Regions from separate parts of the Homo sapiens genome. Here region 1 is linked to region 2. Evidence: read pairs that join two places in POLR2A ChIA-PET (ENCODE). Cell type or tissue: HepG2. All regions are shown on one strand. Each heading gives the region's core, and the rest is flanking DNA. Links, peaks and the distances in the headings are about the cores only.

What was found. Peaks named below come from ENCODE experiments on the same cell type or tissue, not always from the same donor. Only the 100,000 strongest peaks of a DNase experiment are listed, where the experiment ranks them.
Region 1: POLR2A ChIA-PET joins it to region 2 with 5 read pairs; 4 of 35 experiments call an interaction of 5 or more read pairs at or near these places.

Annotation. Positions count from the first base shown.
Region 1 is chr6:18,140,982-18,148,658 of GRCh38, forward strand. TPMT (thiopurine S-methyltransferase) reads right to left here. Exons shown (of 9, transcript NM_000367.5): 3 at 6,842-6,934; 4 at 2,615-2,747. Among named protein-coding and RNA genes, the nearest start is that of TPMT, 10 kb to the right of the region's middle. RefSeq lists an enhancer at 5,739-6,938. In HepG2, for the core only: no CTCF peak of the experiment used is centred there; a DNase peak (open chromatin) is centred at 6,410.
Region 2 is chr6:18,053,137-18,060,813 of GRCh38, forward strand. No RefSeq gene overlaps it. Among named protein-coding and RNA genes, the nearest start is that of NHLRC1, 66 kb to the right of the region's middle. In HepG2, for the core only: no CTCF peak of the experiment used is centred there; a DNase peak (open chromatin) is centred at 3,865; H3K4me3 peaks cover 267 bases.

The DNA.
Region 1 (7,677 bases), core at 2,478-6,477, 89 kb after region 2:
GGGTCAGCCCAGAGATGGGTGGGCCTGGAGGCAGGAGAACAGCTGGATCTCAACTTTGCCTGCAGATTGGAATCAAGGGGAGCTTTAAACAGTACTGATGCCAGGGCCCTACCCCTATAGATTCTGATATAATTGGCCTGGGGTAAGACCTTTGGATTGGGAATTTTTATAAGATCCAGAGATGATTTCAAATGTGCAGCCTGGGCGGGGAACTGCTGCTCCAAGAGGGGCCTGGAAGCAGGACTAGCCCTTTTTGGACTGAGTAAACTCCTTGGATTCTTTAATGCTTTGAGAATGAGGTGGGAGGAAGATGTGAAATAAAAAATACCATCAAGCTTCCTACTGATCTGAGCAACAATTTTTTTTTTTTTTTTTTGAGACAGAGTCTTACTCTCTTGCCCAGGCTGGAGTGCAGTGGTGCGATCTTGGCTCGCTGCAACCTCCACCTCCCAGGTTCAAGCGATTCTCCTGCCTCAGCCTCCAGAGTAGCTAGGATTATAGGTATGCACCACCACAGCCAGCTAATTTTTGCATTTTTAGTAGAGATGGGGTTTCGCCATGTTGGCCATGCTGGTCCTGAACTCCTGACCTCAAGTGATCCACCCACCTTGGCCACCCAAAGTGCTGGGATTACAGGCATGAGCCACCATGCCCAGCTGAGCAATTAATTTCAATATTTAGAAAAGAGTACTTTGTGAGACACTGAATATACAGATGGACAATAGATCCTATATGACAATACAACTCTGACCCCACAACTGATTCAGGAGTTAAGAAGAAATTACTAAGGCAGATAGGGAGGATACGGAAGGTTTTCCTCTTAATGAAAAGCAGCCTCAAATCATTTTTCCTTTCTAACAAAGAGCAGCCTATAAAATCGAGCTGCAGACATAGATGCCGGCAGTTTGTGCCAATCATGTTCAAAATGGTGGCTCTATCTTCCCTTCTCTGTCAGCCACCTGTAGAGTAAGAAGCAGACAACATGGTGCCAGCGAAGGGAAGAGTTCATTTGCATAATAAGATTAGGGTGGGGCGACCAGCCTTCCCAGCACGTTATGTAAACATCACACTTGATCAAACCAATCTGTGAGCCCTATGTAAATCAGACACTGACTCCTCAGGCTGCACTATAAAATCCGGCGCTTCTACACCTGGCAGGTTTTTTCCTCTCGGAAGTCCCCTCTCTCTCACTAAAGAGAGAGCTGTTTTATTTTCTCTTTCTCTTTTTTTTTTGCCTATTAAACCTCCACTCCTGAACTCCTCATGTGTGTCTCTGTCCTAAATTTTCCTGGCACAAGACGACGAACCTGGGGAATTTACCCCAGACAAGGTAGCCACTTCACAACCTCTGCAGTGACTTGGTCAATGACTGCCAGCTTCCCTGATTTTTACTACCACACTTCTTCCAATTTAGGATCAGCCAGAGAAAGGCAAACATGCTCCCCAAACCAATCACATAGGATGCCCCGTTCCTAGTTGCCCACCTCCAGCTTCCCTGTGCCAACAGCCTCGCAACAGCACATGCCGGGAGCTTTTACTTTTGTCCACTTTTAAGCTTCCCCACTCCTCTGCCTGCCTTTGAGTCTCTGCCAGATTCTCTCTGCTTGTTCCCACTTGGGTAGTGTTTGTTTATTTACACTGGCTCATTCTGCTCACAGCATAAAGACCACTCCCAAACCTATCATTTTGAGCCCAAACCTCACTCCATGCTTCAGACATAAAACCTTCACCACTCCACAGGTCCCTTAAACTCATCATCTCTAGAAAAAGATTCATTCTTTCTGCCCTTCTCATTTATTCTTGACCATCCAGCCAGTCATCTGAGCCAGAAATGTGAACTCATCGCTCCTTTGGTCCTCATTCGGTCACAGAATCCTGCGGGTCTATCGTAAATGTTGCTTTAATCCATCCTAACCACTCTCTATGCCCCATCACTCTCCTTGCTCAGGGATTCATGATGTCTTTCCTGGACCACTGCCATAGCCTCCTGTCTCTCTGCCAGGAGGCTACTTCCCTTCAAATCACTTCCTATGAGGCCTCATGGGTGATTTAAGTAGTATCTTCCCGAGGTGTCCAAGACCATGGACCCAGGCCCTGCCTGATTCCAGCTCTATCTGTCACCATGCTTCAGGAAGCACCGCCAGGTTGGGCAGGTAACTCCCATCTCTTCCCTTAATACCCTGTGTCTTTACACTTAGCTCCATGCATTACAAATAGCTTTGTCCCTGTTTCTCTTCTCTCCTAAACTAAGAGATTCTTTAGGGGTGGGAGTGAGGGGGGTGTGCTGTGTTATCTTTATCTCTTCAATGTCTTAGGCAGGGTCTGGCACATGATGGGTTCTCAGAAAATGCGTGTTAATAAAAATAAAACAAGCCTAAAAGCTTGAGTACAGAGAGGCTTTGACCTCAGCTTTTATATACATATGTCTATACCTATTTAGGTAGCTATCACCTATATTTTTAAGCCCTTGCTTCTTATACTATATAGTATCTACAGTGAATCTGCGTGCTAAATAGGAACCATCGGACACATGAATGGTATCCTCATAATACTCACACTGAGAAAAACTTTTGTGGGGATATGGATACAATTATTTACCCAAATCAAAACAAACCTTAAATACTTTGGTTCCAGGAATTTCGGTGATTGGTTCTTCTGAGTAAGAAAGATTCTGCTCTGTAAAAAATTCTTGTATCCCAAGTTCACTGATTTCCACACCAACTACACTGTGTCCCCGGTCTGCAAACCTGCATAAAATCATACATTTACACTTAAATTATGTTTTCAAATGACTAAATAGAGGGTTATATTAGAGTAAGCATATATTTTCTTTAATTTAGAGGAATTTATATGAATTCAGGTTCATAGGGTTTCAAAGAACATGCAGGAAAGCAGATCTATATTATTTTCAAACCTTATAAAAATTCTGAAAAACTGACTTATATGAATTCAGGAAACAATAAAAATTTGGAAAATTATATATATCTTTTTTTATGTATGAAACAGTTGGAATGTAATTATAGATATATAACAAAATACTGATTTAATACAAATTGATTTGACTAGAGGAAATGCTTTTCAATTTCTCTAAATCAGCACTGCCCATTAAAATTTTCTGCATTGATGAAAATGTCTATATCTGTCGCTGTCCAATAAAATAGGCATTAGCCACATTGGTTCCTCGTGATTGAGGAACTGAATTTTACATTTTATTTAGTTTACATTTAAATAGCCACATGTGGCTAGTAGCTACTGTACTAAAGTGAACAGGTCTAGAACATTAGCACTCATTTGTATACTAATCTTGTAGTTTCCATTTGCTTAAAATAAACACTATCCAAAAATTTGTATATTTTATCATATACAAATAGCATTGTCCTGGTAATTTTATTTATTTATTTATTTATTTTTGAGACGGAGTCTCACTTTGTTGCCCAGGCTGGATGGAGTGCAATGGCACAATCTCGGCTCACTGCAATCTCCACCTCCTGGGTTCAAGCGATTCTCCTGTCTCAGCTTCCTGAGTAGCTGGGATTACAGGTGCCTGTCACCATGCCTGGCTAATTTTTGTATTTTTAGTAGAGACGGGGTTTCACCATGTTGGCCAGGCTGGTCTCGAGCTCCCGAACTCAGGTGATCCACCTGCCTCAGCCTCCCAAAGTGCTGGGATTACAGGCGTGAGCCACCACACCCGGGCTTTTCCTGGTAATTTTGAGGAAAAGAGGAAAATTTTTTCCTCAAAAAAAATTTTTTTTTTGAGACAGAATCTCACTCTGTCAGCCAGGCTGGAGTACAGTGGCACAATCTCAGCTCACTGCAACCTCCACCTCCCGAGTTCAACCAATTCTCCTGCCTCAGCCTCCAGAGTAGCTGGGATTACAGGTGTGCCCCACCATACCCGGCTAATTTTTGTATTTTTAGTAGAGACGGGGTTTCACCGTGTTGGCCAGGCTGGTCTCGAACTCCTGACCTCAAATGATCTGCCTGCCTCAGCCTCCCAAAGTGCTGGGATTACAGTCCTGGTAAGTTTTATAATGAACAGAATTCAGTCTCAGGATCTTGGACTCAAGAGAAAACAGTACCAGTGGTACAAATATCTAGGCACAGTTATGATTTTATGTCAAGTGAAATAAAAACATAGTTCTGCTATAATGTAACAAGTGCCTTCCTAAAATCACTGCACTATGCTAAATCACGCACTAAAAATCCCCAGGCTGGTGGGGAAAGTGAGGGCACAGCATTTAAAAACTTGGTCAGTGCCACATTAAAAAACAAAAACAGGAACCTAATAATAACAGTTTTATACATGTTAAATGGTTGAGAAATAGATAAATACTACAATATGGCACTTTACGGTGAAAAAGACCTAATGCTCACTAAGGTAGCTGGGGGATGTTGGTGCATTCCATCTATTCATACCTGGTTTAGTTCAACTGGGTGCAGTTTTCTGCTTTTACCTAAGGCTTCTTATAGATGAAATCACACACAAGCAAATGTGAAATTTATTTCATGCTCAAATTTTTCCCTAATATATCAATTGAGTTAGAATTCAGTTTTGAAACAAGTATAGCAGGACTGACTGTACCTTTTATCTACAAAAGAGTACGTACTTTCAATGTGGGCAGAGCATGAACTGTTTAGTTGTAAAATGAAACATATAACTTGTCTTTCATCTTTCGTATTTCTTAGGATATCTGTAAACATACAGGGAGTTTAAAAATTCTCCCTACATTTTTTAAGTTATAAAATGTAAACAAAAACATTATTCAAATTGGCTGTATGTGTTTTTATTTCCCATTCAACAGATGGAAAAATGAAGCATAGCCTACTACAACCTGTAATAAAAACAAAATAAGACCAAGTGTGGTGGCTTATGCCTGTTATCCCAGCATGTTGGGAGGGAGGATCTCTTGAGCCCAGGAGTTCAAGGTTGCAGTGAGCTATGATCATGCCACTGCACTCCACCCTGGGTGACAGAGTGGGACTGTCTCAAAAAACCAAAAACCTAAACCTAAATATCTTAAACATTTTGTTTTAATGCTTTTTGGCCTTAGCTCATGGTCAGTTTTTCTATTCACATCTCATGTCTGTATAGACCTCAATACATAGATCAGTTACATAAATGAAAAATCATCTACTATCATAACTTCTTAACTTCTTACATGTAATTACAGTAGCTCAGTTCATATATATATATACATAAAAATAACTGTATTTACGTATATATACATATATATATATTTTTTGGAGACAGAGTCTCACTCTGTCACCTAGGCTGGAGTGCATGGGCTCATTGCAACCTCCGCCTCCTGGATTCAAGCAATTCTCCTGCTTCAGCTTCTCAGGTAGTTGGGATTACAAGCGTACGCTGCCATGCCTGGCTAATTTTTGTATTTTTAGTAGAGATGGGTTTTCACCATGTTGGCCAGGCTGGTCTCGAACTCCTGACCTCAAGTGATCCGCTCACCTAATTAAAGGTGTGAGCCACCGCACCTGGCCAGTTCTGATATTTTTTGTAATGTCTTTATTACAAATGGCTTTAGACCCCAAATATTCAACAATCACATTTAATTGGCTATTTCATACCATTTTCCTAATGTTGCCTCAGAACCTGTTTGTACTACATTGTTACCATTTATGGTGACATCACATGACAATCTGTTTATAGAGTTAATTTTTTTTGAGGGTAATTTTGAAAGTAACTATCTCTTCTGGCTCAATGAATTGGTTAAAATATATGTCATAATATAGTTTAAATATTCTCAATTTCATGACCACACTTGAATCTTAAAGTCATAGCAGCCCTCTAACAAAGGCTCTCAGCTACAGTTGATTGGTTGCTGGCTGCAAAAATTCTATCATCTCTACTTGAAAATCAACTCCCAAAAAATGCATGCATACTCTGCGTTAGTCACCGATATTTATATTCAGAATAGACCATTTTTTAGGTTATTATATTTTACATTTATTAATATTTTATTTTAAATTTATTTTTTGAGGCAGGGTCTATGTTGTCCAGACTGGTCTCAAATTCCTGGGCTCAAGAGATCCTTCTGTCTTGGCCTCCCAAAGTGCTGGGATTACAGGCGGAGGCCACCACACCTGGCGCATTTACTAACCTTTTCATACATTCTTTTTTCTTTCCTGCTCAGTGGTCAAAGTTCTCAACATTCAAGCTTATAAATAAATGCATATCTTGGCAGGTATGATTGTATCTGTATATTATCATTACAAGAGAGTTCAGTATAGAGAATGATGTCGAGGTGACTTTAGGGTAACTCATAGTAAAAGTGGCTTGTTAAAGTGAATTCTCTTTGTAGAGAATTACTCACAAGAAATACTTTCTTAATCACTGGTTTTATAACAATGATTCACGATAACAGAAACTCCTGTGTTCCCTGGTGGGAGGGGAAGGTTGAGCTGAACTGTGGACTATGAACATTGTCCTGCCAAAAAGCTGTAATTCATTTTGAATTTCTCTGTCCACCACCATTTCAAATATCTAAAAATTAACTTAGCTAAATTCCTAAACCACCTACAAAAACTGAACCACATACAAGGATCCAGGAAATGTAAAAGGGAAGGCTGTTTTTTCTCCCCCCATTGGCTCCAAACTGATTTTTTAATTTCAAAACTCAATCCAGAAAGACTTCATACCTGTTTCTGTTGTTTCTTACTGTTTGAGAATATTATTTCCAATTATATACCCATCACTAATAGAAAAATAAGGAATTTCTGTGTATTTCCTGAAAATGGAGTTTTAAAACTCACATCCTGTTAAATCACCCAAAGAATTCATCATTAAGGCAAGATAATTCTGTTAATGTTTATCTGCTCATACCATTTCATCTCAACCGCTTTTCCGCAAAGAGGAAAAAATACCCTCAGTCCACTCTTGCCTTTAAGGAAAGTATCTAAATGCTTCTTTAATAGCCTGAAGAGGAAAAAAAAAAAGGTTTTAGGACAATTGTATGGTAGGTGAACACTTTTCATTCATTATCTCACTTAATATTCCCAACAACCTTAATAAGCAGTTACTATTAATTATTATAATCTCCAGCTTACATATGAAGAAACAGGTAACTTGCTCAGACACACACCCAGTCAGTGGTAAATCTGACTTACACCCAGGGCTTTCCTGATTAGTAATTAAAAATAATTTTTTTTTCTTGGGGATGTTTTGAAAATTCTTTATTAATTCTCTAAATATGTACTATTTTGGGGGTGATGGAGCCTCTGGAGCCATGGATTTTTCAACATTAATTTCATGGTACGTTCTCTAAACGTGTACTCAAGCCTCGGAAGTAAACCTGAGAAGTGTAACTCCTGTAGTTTCTTGTAATTCCCTCTGTGGAGATGTGGCTCTTCTAAGGCCATCCACATGACAGAAATAACCCAGTGTTTCTGGTATGATGATGATGATGATGATGATGTCATCTCCTGGGGAGATGGGCGTGGCTGCCCAGAACAAGGAATGTCTCTAACAACCACTTTACTCAGCACTGGTCCCATGATTTATTGCTGCTATGAAGACTACTACTACATTGCACAACATCCTAACTCACTTTATAATTTCTCGCAACTTCTTTTCTCCCACCATAGAGATAATTCTTTAACATCTGAACACATCCTATTGGAAAGCAAAGTCAGACACCACTGATTTTCAGTATGAAGAAT
Region 2 (7,677 bases), core at 1,692-5,691:
GGCCCTCCGTCAGCCACTTAACCTCCCTTGAGTTTCAGTTACTTCACCTGTAAAATATTTCTGGCTTATGTATTGCACAGTTTTTGTGTATGTGTGGATCAAATGAGCAACTGTACAGGTAATCACTTTCACAATATCAAATGACATACAGATGGAAGTTGTTATTGTTAAAAGTTCGTGCCAGAATCAACCTCAGACTTTGCTTATGTGTACAATACAAATGCCATAGAAATAGTAACTAAGAACCGAGGGCCAGTGGCGCAATGGATAACGCGTCTGACTACGGATCAGAAGATTCTAGAAATAGTAACTAAGGGCAGAATTTGGCCCAGGGCACTTTTACCGCAGTTTTTTTTAAGGCAGATGAAAAAAATTAAAGACTTTTTACTCAAAACAGAAAACTTTAAAACAAGAATCAACACTTGCCAAGGACATGGTTTTTAAGTGGATCTTTATGACGGAAATTCAGAGGATGATGGAGACCTTCTGAGATGAGGAACTGAAAGAGAAAAGCCTTTAATGTTATCATCTTCCTCCTCCACCCTTGCACTGCCTTGCTTAGAATTCCTTATCTAATCAACTAGAGTCACACATCTTAACAGTCAAACAATAAAAATGGGATGCACTTTAAGTCTGGATCGTTAGAGGCCAAAAACAACCTGTTGTTCAGGCTGCAATCATCCTGCCCAGAGGGCACTGAGCTCCACTTTCACTTTTAAGGGAACTGCAAATAAAATGCCTTTCTCTCCTGGATTTTGAAATTTTTTCTGTTAAATCTGGTTAAAATACACATTATGTTCACAGAACCTAGCAAAGAAGCAAACTTTATGCTATGAAATGTTAAGTAAAAGAAAGTGCAGTGACATGTTGGGAAGGAAGGGCCTCAGATAATCCAAGTTTCTCCAGCTTGGACGCCTATGTGTTATGGCTGATTCTAGAAAACTAGAAATAGGAGCGGTTAGTGCAAGTCCGCTTGGTGTGGAGATCAGGATGGTGACAATGAGAAGGGGTGAAGGGAATTGGAGGGTACTAACTACTTCAATTAAAAACAACAGAGGCCAGCCATGGTGGCTCACATCTATGTTCCTAGCACTTTGGGAGCATGAGGTGGGAGGATGGCCTGAGCCCAGGAGTTCGAGGGTGCAGTGAGCTGTGATCACAACACAGCCCTCCAGTCTGGGTGACAAAGCAAGACCCTAACTCAAAAAACAAAACAAAACAAAAAGCCACCACCAACAAAGGAAATCTCACACCCACTGTAGGTGTCTACTATCAAAAACACAGAAAATAACAAGAGTCAGTAAGCATGTGGAGAAATTGGAACTCTGTGCACTGTTGCTGTGAATGTAAACTGGTGCAGCTGCTATGGAAATAGTATAGTGGCTTCTCAAAAAATTAAAACCAGAATTACCATATGATCTAGCAATTCCACTTCTGGGCATCCAAAAGAATGGGAAGCAAGATCTCAAAGAAGCATTTGCATACCCATGTTCATCGCAGCATTATTCACAATAGCCAGAAGATGGAAGCAATTCAAGTATGCATTTGTGGATGGACGGATAAACAAAATGTGGTCTATACATCCAGTGGAATATTATTCAGCCTTAAAAAGGAAGGACATCAAGGCCAGGTGCAGTGGCTCACGCCTATAATCCCAGCACTTTGGGAGGCCGAGGCAGGTGGATCACCTGAGGTCAGGAGCTCAAGACCAGCCTGGTCAACATGGTGAAACCCCGTCTCTACTAAAAATATAAAAATTAGTCAGGCATGGTGCTACACATCTGTAATCCCAGCTACTCAGGAGGCTGAGGAGGCAGAATCACTTGAACCTGGGAGACAGAGGTTGCAGTGAGCCGAGATCGCGCCACTGAACTCCAGCCTGGGCAACAGAGTGAGACTCGGTTTCAAAAAGTAAATAAATAAATAAATAAATAAATAAACCTTGAGGACATTATTCTCAGTGAAATAAGCTAGTCACAAATGACAAATATTGTATGGATCCACTTATAGGAGGTACCTAGAGCATTCAAATACATAGAGACAGAAAGTAGAATGATGGTTGCCAGGGACTTGGGGGAGGAGAAAATGGGCAATTTCTGTTCAATGGGCACAGTTTCATTTCTGCAAGATGAAAAAGTTCTGGAGACCTGTTGTACCACAATGTAATAATACTTAACACCACAGAAGCTACTGAAACTTAATTAAAAATGATTGACATTGTAAATTGCATGTTATTTTTATCACCATTTAAAATTTAAAAATTATTTTAAAAATTGAAAAAAAAAAGAACAAAGAGGAAAAGAAAAACCTAAATGAAACCTCACTGCCCAGATTAACCTTATAGTTAATGATGAATTTCTATGTTCAAAGATTCTGGTGGTTTCCCATTCCTGTAAGGTCCAAACTCCTTACAACATTCAAGGGCTTCTTGGAGGTGGCCTCAATGACCCAGCCTCTGAGTCTTACCTTCCACCACCTCTTACAAGCTCTAGCTTCTATAGTCCCTGTACCCTTCTGCACTCTCATCTCCATGATTTTTTTTTTCCAGCCAAAATCTCATCCACTCCTCTGCGTCCGTCCACATGTCCTGGGAAGCCTTCCCTGATCACCTCAGAGGTAAACAGCTCCCCTTCACTGGGTTTATATTTTGCAATTCATCACTGTGTTCTAAGTGTTTGTGAATATATCTCTTAGGAACAGGTCAGCTCCCTGCAGGCAGAGTTAGCACCATATTCATTCAGCATCTTCACGGCACTGGTAATAACAAATATTTGATGTCAGGCAAATCATGTCACTAATCCTCCAGCGGTCACAGTGACTTATACAAGGGCTTCAAAGGATGACATAGTTTCCCCCCAACTGTCACCTCTACTTCTCCGTTCTTGGCTCCTACCACTGTCCCCTTGCTCCATCCCCTCCAACTTCTGCGGCTTCTTTGCTGTTTGCTGGATTCCCTGGGTGTATTCTCACTTTCTGGCCTTTACACAGGCTGATTTCTCTCCCTGAAGGGTTCCTCTCTCAGATTTCTACATGACTCACTCCTCTACCTTCCTCAGGTCTTACTCAAAAGTTACCTTCTGGAAACACCCTTTCCTAAACATCCTATTTAGAACTACAACCCAGTCCCATTTCCCATCCAGCACTCCCTACCCTGTTTCCCATCTTCATTTTTCTCCATTGCATTTACACCAGGTGGCTTGTATTTTATTTATTTGATCTTTGTCTCTTCAGTGGAATGTAAGCTCCATGAGGGCTGGTGTTCTTTTACATTACTCATCGATTAAAAAAAAATCTTGGCCAGGCAAGGTGGCTCAAGCCTATAATCCCAGCACTATGGGAGACCGAGGCGGATGGATCATCTCAGGTCAGGAGTTCAAGACCAGCCTGGTCAACATGGTGAAACCCCATCTCTACTAAAAATACAAAAATTAGCTGGATGCGGTGGCAGGCGCCTGTAATCCCAGCTATTTGGGAGGCTGAGGCAGGACCATCGCTTGAACTGGTCACTGGAAGGCGGAGGTTGCAGTGAGCCGAGATCGTACCATTGCACTCCAGCCTGGGTGACAAAGTGACACTCTGTCTCAAAAAAAAAAAAAAAGAAAAGAAAAAGAAAAAAGAATCTTCAGTCTCCTGCAGTGCTGGCACATAGTAGACTTTTAATAAATAGTTGTCCAATTAATTGAATGAATGAATGAACGGCTATAGAAAGCATTTGCAGTATAAGATTATTGAATAATTTCTGATTGTTATCAAAGTATTTTTTCTGTGAGTGCTCATCCCGGGCTTGGAAAAAAAAGTGAGCACATTTTGCAATACAAGCTCTGCTCTGTCTTCACTGCACAGGATTTAACCTGTACTAACAGCAATTGATTGATGTTTTTCTGTTGGCACACTGTTTAATCATTTCCTGTCACAAACTGAAGCAAAGGTCATGTTAGATAAGCACTCAATTAAGTCTTTAGATGATGGTGACGTGTAAACAGCTTATTAGTCTATACATGTAATTAATTTTAACATTACTTTGCAGGTTGCTTTAATTCTGTAGTAACACAGTCCCTGCTAATTTGCTGCCTATATTCCATTATGGTTCTTAATCTTTTATTAAGTCCCCCCATCCCCCTCCTGCTGTTCCTGCCGCATTTTCTTGTAAAAAATTTCAAACATAGGCAAGTTGGAAGATTTTACAGTGAATCTCCACACTCCTGTCCTTTTGATTCTACTATTTACATTTAACACACTTGCTTTAACACTTAACTATCAATCCCCAATTAAGCCACTTTTAAAAAGTTATCCACTCATCCATTCTAATTAAGTATTTTATTTTCCCTCAAGTGTGATTTGGGGTTAGAAATGCAAATTCTTGAATCCCAACCTAGGCCTACTGTATCCAAAACTGGGAGGGAGGTCTCAAGGTGGTTGGGGCTGGGGTAGGGAAGAACAACCACAATCTGTGTTTTTGTTTTTGTTGTTGTTGTTGTTTTGTTTTGTTTTTGAGACAGCATCTTGCTCTGTCACCCAAGCTGGAGAGCTATGGTGCAGTCTTGGCTCACTGCAACCTCCGCCTCACAGGTTCAAGCAATTCTTCTGCCTCAGCCTCCCAAGTAGCTGGGATTACAGGTGTGCGCCACCATGCCCAGCTAATTTTTGTATTTTTAGTAGAGAGGGGGGTTTCATCATGTTGGCCAGGCTGGTCTCGAACTCCTGACCTCAAGTGATCCACCTGCCTTGGCCTCCCAAAATGCTGGGAGTACAGGCGTGAGCCACTGAGCCCAGCCTCACAATCTGTATTTCTGACAAATTCTCCAGTGATTCTGAAGCTAGTTCAAGTTTGAGAAGCACCATTTTAAATAAACCTATGTGACTCAGTCTACCTGTTTCCATGGAGATCCACTCGCACCATTGAAGTTAGAGGTCTCCTCCGGTGCGTTACCAAAGGGAGACCCTAATGATACAGCTGTACCCAGGAGCCTTCCTCCATCACACACATGCCAACTTATTTGTCAACATTAACTGGTGCAGTACAGTTTTAGTGATGTGGTTAAGAAGTTCAGGCTCTGGAACTAAATAGATCTGGGATGGAATCTCAGCTCCACCAAGCTATATGGATTCAGCTAAGTTACTTTTCCTTTGTGAGCCTTGTTTTCTCATCTTTAAAGTGGAGTATGGAAGAGCACATCCCTCACAGCAAATAGTTATCCAGCCTCTTCTGTGCATCAAGCATTGTAGATCCTGTTCTGGATGCTGGGGAAGTAGTGGTGAGGCAAGGCAAAGCTCAGTTCTCTTGGAACCTTCATTCTATAGGAGAAACTTACAGTAAACACACACAAATAGAAATAATTTCAGGCTGGGCATGGTGGCTCATGCCTGTAAACCCAGCACTTTAGGGTTGGGGCCAGGAGGATCGCTTTGAGCTCAGGAGTTGGAGACCAGCCTGGGCAAAATGTTGAAACCCTGTTTCTATTTAAAACAAACAAACAAGCAAACAAAACAAACAAATTATCTAGGCATGGTGGCATGCGTCTGTGGTTCCAGCTATCTGGCTACTTGAGAGGCTGAGGTGGGAGGATCACGTTGAACCCGACAGGTCAAGGCTGCAGTGAGCCATGATCGTACCACTGCACTCCAGCCTGGGTGACAGAGTGAGATCCTGTCTCAGAAAGAAAAAAAAAAAAAAAAGAATTTCAGAGAGTGAAGAATGCTAAGGAGACTGTAAAACAGACTATTGAGACCAAATGACTTACTTTAAAATTCGAGGTTAGGAAAAGCCTCTCTGAGAAGGTGAAGAAATACAGAGGGGCAGAAAGCCAGTGTGGGTGCAGGACAGTGGGAGAAAGTGACGCCAGAGAAGAGGGCAGGAGCCAGTGCAGAGCCATCCTTTATTGTAGAGAGTTTGGCTTTAATTCTTATTGCAGCAGGGAGCGATTCCTGCTTCCTATTCATCCCCCACACCATGCCCTGCATTTCAGGTGCAAATTTCATAATCTGGTCCCAATCAAGTTATGTGTGCCTCTTTCTTCCTCCCTTTCTGCCTGCCTCCTTTCCTTCCTCCTCTTGCTCATCCTCTTTCCATCAACATCAAACACTGATCAAGTATCTCTGTTAGGTTGTAGGGACGCTAAGGGGATGGTGTCCTCAAGATTTATCTATGTTGTAGCATGTGACAGGATCTCCTTCCGTTTTAAGGCTGAATAACATTTCATTGAAGTATGTACCACATTTTGTTTATTTACTCATCTTTGAGATTCTGCTTTAATTCTTTTGGAATATACCCAGAAATGGAATCGCTGAATCTTGCGGGAATTACATTTTTAACTTTTGGAGGAGCCACCAATTGTTTTTCATAGTCACTGCACCATTTTACAATCCCATCAACAGTGCACAAGTGTTCCAATTGCTCTTCATGCTTGCCAACATTTGTTATTTTCTTTTTTTTTCTTTTGAGACGGAGTCTCGCTCTGTCGCCCAGGCTGGAGTGCAGTAGCGTGATCTCCGCTCGCTGCAAGCTCCGCCTCCCGGGTTCATGCCATTCTCCTGCCTCAGCCTCCTGAGTAGCAGGGACTATAGGCGCCCGCCACCATGCCTGGCTAATTTGTTTGTATTTTTAGTAGAGACGGGGTTTCACCATGTTAGCCAGGATGGTCTTGATTTCCTGACCTCGCGATCGTCTGCCTCGGCCTCCCAAAGTGCTGGCATCACAGGCGTGAGCCACTGTGCCTGGCCAACATTTGTTATTTTCTATTTGTTCGGCTTTCTTAAAAAAGTAGCCATCCTGGCAGGCTGTGGTGCTCACTCCTGTAATCCCAGCACTTTGGGAGGCTGAGGCAGGAGGATTGCTGGAGCCCAAGAGCTCAAGACCCACCTGGGCAACATAGTGAGACCTCTGTCTCTATTAAAAAATTTTTTTAAATTAAAAATAAATTTAAAGTAGCCACCCTAATGGTGTGAGGTTATATCTCAATGTGGTTTGATTTGCATTTCTCTAATGATTTATTATGTTAAGCCTCTTTTCATATGCTTGTTGGCTATTTGTATATCATCTTTGGAAAAATGTCTATTCAAGTCCTTTGCCCATTTTTTAACTGGCATTTTAAAAAATTGTTGAGTTGTGGGAGTTCTTTATATATTCTGGTTATTAACTCCTTATTAGATATATGATTTGCAAATGTTTTCTCCCATTCTGTAGTTTGTCTTTTCACTCTGTTGGCTGTCCTTTGATGCATGTAATGCCCCTCTAGAGCTTGACAAATAAATCTTCCTGTAAAGTCTGCTTTATCTGATATTAGTAGAACTACCCTAGATTTACTTGGGTTAGTGTATTTTGGTTAATGTATACATATCTTTTTTTCATCACTTTATTTCAGTCTTTCTATGTCTTTATAATTAAAATCCATCTTTTTTTGAGCAGCATATACTTGTTGTTTTCTTTTATTCCAGACTTCAATCTTTGTTCCTTTTTTTTTTTTTTTTTTTTTTTTGATGGAGTCTCACTCTGTCATCCAGGCTGGAGTGCAGTGGTGCTATCTCGACTCACTGCAACCTCCACCTCCCAGGTTCAAGCAATTCTCGTGCTTCAGCCTCCCAAGTAGCTAGGATTACAGGGGTGCACCATGACGCCCAGCTAATTCTTTGTATTTTTAGTAGAGATGGAGTTTCACCATGTTGGCCAAGCTGGTCTAA